Regions from separate parts of the Homo sapiens genome. Here region 2 is linked to region 1. A link is an interaction called in ENCODE POLR2A ChIA-PET data of the cell type or tissue named here. Cell type or tissue: B cell. All regions are shown on one strand.

Region 1 (2,500 bases):
TCCTTCCCAAGGTGAGTCATAGAAACTAGAACCCCCTCTTATCCTAAAGCAAGGCTTAAAGCCTGGAAATATTGCTCTAACCTCCCTCACCTTTTTGTTTAGAAGCTGACCATAAATTCTCTGACCTACCTTGTCTGATAGTAGATCATAAGACCCTCATTCCATAGGGGTCCTGGCCCACACCCAGGGGGAAAGAAGAATACTACAAAGAGTGGCCAGGAAGAATCTGAACAGACAGGCCTTGCTGGGTTCCCCCTTAGTCTATTACCATTAGATCATACCCGTTTCATCCAATCACATTTCCACATGGCTGTCCATTCTTCATTGACTCTAAGCATAAAAATGGAAAGTTTCCTCTGGCTCTTTGGGCCATTATTTCTGAAGGCTCCCATGTCACATAAAACTTTGATTAAAGAAATCTGTTATGCTTTTCTCTTGTTAACCTGTCTTTTGTTATAGGAGAGTTACCGATGACCCTTATGATGGGTGAGGAAAGGCATCATACCTTTCCACCACTACAGGGGGAAAATGTGTGGCTGCATAAACAATATGACAGAGGGAAGGAATGCTTTGGCTGGAGAGCCAGCAGGAGACTACCTGATTATGGAGGACTTAGGTTGCATGCTAAGGAGCTGAGACTCTGTGTCCTGTTGAAATGGGAGACCAATGATGAGGTTTTAAGCATAGTCAAGGAAATCAACGTGGAGGACAGATTTGATGAGGACAGTTTTAAAGTTGGAAAAACCAGTACGAAAGTTGTGGATATTCCAGATAAGCAACTGCAAGGGCTTTAACTAGTACAATAATAGGAATGGAGAAGGTGGCAGATGGGAGGGACACATTTACCCTCCCATCAAATAATCAAAAAGAAGATCATCAAGACTTCTGATCAATTGGATGTAGAGAATAAAATGAAGGAAAATAAAGAATCTGGAAACTTCACCTGATTTCTAGTGTGGATGGCTGGAAAGGTAATGGTGTCACCTATAAGAAAGAAAATTGAGGGGAGGAAGTCAGATTTTGGTGGGTTAGGTACTGAATTACATGCCAATGGTAAGTCCAACAGGCAGTTAGAATCTAAAAGTTGGGAGAAGGGTCTAAGATGGAAATATGTAGAAATTACATCAATTAAAATAGGAAGAGTAGTAGGCTAAGGATGGTATCTGGATGAGTACCAAAATTAAGCTGGTTCCAAGAGTAAAGATGGGCAGCACCAGAAGAGGCACTTGCACATGTGGCAAATTCATACATCGTCTGATCTATGATGGCATTTCTGGGCAGAGAAACCAGAAGAAATCTTCACCACCAGATTCACATATGTGCTGACATATGTACCTTCCCTCTAATTATACAAACATATCAAGGCTTAGACAGCGGTATGCTGGAGCCAGCTTGAACCTCTTGCACGAGCCAAATGTGCACACTCCTCACCTCTGCATTCAGTGGCATCATGTTGGTAGTGTGAGTTCAGACATGGTGACACTATTTACGCCATGAAAATTAGCAATGCTACAAATTAGGGTTTTTATTTTGGAGGGCCAGTTTATCAGCATACCCCTGCCCAGAAGTCCCTCTCAGATTGTGTCAGTGTCAAGAGACACCTTCACACTGGCTGAGACATTTTCTTTCTGTGTACGTTCCAGTTAAGGTATTTGTGTTGTCACCATGATCTTTATCTGATAGAAGAAGGGAATTACACCTCTGAACTATGAAGAAAGTAGAAATGTGGAGGCAGGAGAGGCAGAAGGGCATGTGTATGACAAACCAATGTGCTCTGAAAAAACTACACGAGCCCCAAGAGTTGACCTTGCTTGAAGCCACTTGTTAGAATGAAGCCACGTGGTCAGGCTTCTATGATGAATATCCTTCATCCTCAGGAAGATGTAAAGGGAGCTGTAATAACAAACAATAGCTAGTGTTTTATCACACAGAAATCCCATCCCCCTTTGCCATCCTGTCTCAGTAGGGTTTCCTAGATAGAGTCCAGGAACCCTCCTGAAGGAAACAGGAAGCTGTGTTTCTCATCTCCTGAAAAAGAGTAGTACTCCTGGAGTCTTGGTCCAACATTAATCCATAACAGATTCTATCTTCTCTAACACAAATCTCCATTTCTGACATTCTGGTCATCCTTTAAGGATTCCAAAGTTTCCCAGAAAGCAAATTTAAATATTAAGTGGATTTTAAGAAGTTTGCCGACCACATTTTTCAAATAAAATAATTTCACTTTCATCTGATACTTTTCTGCTTGAAACTCAGAATGCCAATAACTAAAGCAAGGGTCTCCAACCCCTGCACCATGGACCAGTAGCAGTCTATGGCCTGTTAGGAACCGGGCCTCACAGCAGCAGGTGAGTGGCAGGTGAGCCAGCATTACTGCCTGAGCTCCACCTCCTGTCAGATCAGCGGCGACATTAGATTCTCATAGGAGCGCCAAGCCTATTGTGAACTGCACATGCGAGGGACCTAGGTTGTACACTTCTTATGGGAATCTAACTAATGC
Region 2 (2,500 bases), 250 kb after region 1:
CCTCCGCCTCCCAGGCTCAAGCGATTCTCCTGGCTTACCCTCCCGAGTAGCTGGGACTACAGGCATGCGCCACCACACCCAGCTAATTTTGTATTTTTAGTAGAGATGGGGTTTCTCCATGTTGGTCAGGCTGGTCTTGAACTCCCGACCTCAGGTGATCTGCCCACCTCAGCCCCCCAAAGTGCTGGGATTACAGGCATGTGCCACCACGCCCAGCCAGATGTTAAATTTAAAAACAGATTTCAAAACAGTTCATATAGCATAGTCCCATTTCTGTATCACAGAATAAAGTCTGGAAGGCCATAGATCAAAATGTTATCAATAATTCTCTCTGGATGGTGGGATTATAGGAAAATCCATTTTCTTCTATCACCCTGTCTGCATTTTTAGGTTTGTTTATAGTCAACATGGAATAATTAGTACAAAGATTAATAAATTCAAAATGAAAGTTAATCTCAATTCCTCCTCCCTCTCATCCTGCACAAATACCTCATAACAAATAACAAAGGAAAAAAATTCTAAGTGATAATTTCAAATGTTTTGGGGCATGGGAAACTGACCCTTTGTAGAAACTGTTCCACCAGTGTGCATCAGTTCTAGGGAAGAGGAATTTGGCTCAGGCTAATGAAGAATTTTTTTTTTTTTTGAGACGGAGTTTCGCCCTGTCACCCAGGCTGGAGTGCAGTGGCGCGATCTCGGCTCACTGCAACCTCTGCCTTCCACGTTCAAACAATTCTCTTGCCTCAGCCTCCCAAGTAGCTGGGATTACAGGTGCCCGCCACTACGTCCAGCTAATTTGTGTATTTTTCAGTAGAGACAGGGTTTCACCATGTTGGCCACGCTGGTCTCGAACTCCTGACCTTGTGATCCACCCGCCTCGGCCTCCCAAAGTACTGGGATTACAGGCATGAGTCACTGAGCCCAGCCTAATAAAGAACTTTCTGACAGTGAAAATGATCTGTGCATGGTGTGGGTGGGGTGAGGGTGAGGCCGGGCGTGGATGGAGCAGCAGGGAGGTTGTAGACAATGTCCAGACATCAGAGAGAGGGCTGGGCTCTGATCCTGTGCCACCCTGAAAGGCTTTGATCCTATGGTTTGGTCAGAAACAGAGCCTGTAAAACCCATGTATGCAGCTGTTGCTAAGGGCAACCACAAGATGCTCAAAGGACCTTAAAGATGTAGATGCAGTTAGTTACCTGAAGAAGTGAAAGTAGAAGTGAAGTCTTTTCTAAAAGAAAAACCACAGACACAATGGCAATCTGGGGAGAAAGAGAGCCTGGGATTGGGAGAAGATATCCAGGCATTTAGCTCTCTCTTCCCCCCATATTTAGTGTGACATATTTATTGTGACTTTATAAATTCTTTTTTTAATTTTAATTTTTTATTTTAATGTTTGTGGGTATGCAGTAGGTGTATATATTTATGGGACACATGAGATATTTTGGTACAGCAGGTGTTTATCTTGACCGACGTCTTGCCTCTAACTGCCTGTCCCCGCTCTTAACATCCTTCTCTTTCTCACTCCCCCTTACCCCGTCTCCAGACTATAGAATATGCAGGGAGGCCTAACAACAAATCCTTCAGCCGATCTTAAATCTCAAAACGCAAACTCTAAGGTCATTCCTTAGTGACCTCTAATAGTCTATAAAGAAGAGATACAACTGGCAAAAGAGTGAAGGCTCCCAGAAAGAATTTCCTCCAAAAAATGCCCGTGAGTCCCAGGATCTGGAAGGCCACGGTTTTGAGTGATTAGAAAGATCTTGGAAACTTCTAAAAGTAAGACCCAGGATTCAATTAATCTGTGATTGGTAATATTAATAGTTACACCTGAGAGAAAAATCTACCGAGTTTTATCTGTAATTCAACAATGAGGAAATTATACAAATGAGGCACTAATCTCAACCTCAAGCAGGCCCTCTTGCGCAATTCCCTAGGTGTTGGTATTCCCTTTGAAGTTCTGTTCTTGACCCTTTTCCCTTTTACAACTGCAGCAGTGGTTGTTAAATGGCAAAATGTGTTTCCAGAAATACACTTTCAAGCACACACATTCGTTTATGTACAATTCAGGGGCTATAGATATGAAGTCCGTATGTGAACCTTGAGGATCCATTCCTGGGCAAGGCCACCCTCTCCCATATGGCTGGCCTCCATTTCTCACAGAATCTGTACCTGAGATCCATCCAGGGAATGTCTCTTTCCCTAAACCTCATCAGGTTGACCTCTTAAATATTTCTTAAATCCACCTATTTCTCTCCATCCCCACTAGCACTGCCTTGGTTGAGACCCTCATTTTTCACCAGGACTACTGCAGTCACTTCCAAACTGATTTTCCAGCCACTGCTCTTGTCCCCTCCATTCATATTCCAGAGTGATCTTGTAAAATAAAAAAAAATTTAAAAAAAGCAATCTCTGTGAGAACTTCCAGTGGCTTCCATGACTGCAAGATAAAGGCCAAATTCCCTTGCCTGTTCCTATGTGGTCCAGCTGCTGCCACCCACTC

The links. ChIA-PET counts read pairs that join two places held together with the same protein. Peaks named below come from ENCODE experiments on the same cell type or tissue, not always from the same donor. Only the 100,000 strongest peaks of a DNase experiment are listed, where the experiment ranks them.
Region 2: POLR2A ChIA-PET joins it to region 1 with 5 read pairs; 4 of 35 experiments call an interaction of 5 or more read pairs at or near these places.

Annotation. Positions count from the first base shown.
Region 1 is chr1:183,837,830-183,840,329 of GRCh38, reverse strand. All of the region lies in intron 2 of RGL1 (ral guanine nucleotide dissociation stimulator like 1), which reads right to left. Among named protein-coding and RNA genes, the nearest start is that of RGL1, 34 kb to the right of the region's middle. In B cell, no CTCF peak of the experiment used is centred here; no DNase peak of the experiment used is centred here.
Region 2 is chr1:183,583,771-183,586,270 of GRCh38, reverse strand. All of the region lies in intron 2 of NCF2 (neutrophil cytosolic factor 2), which reads left to right. Among named protein-coding and RNA genes, the nearest start is that of NCF2, 5.4 kb to the left of the region's middle. In B cell, no CTCF peak of the experiment used is centred here; a DNase peak (open chromatin) is centred at 1,150.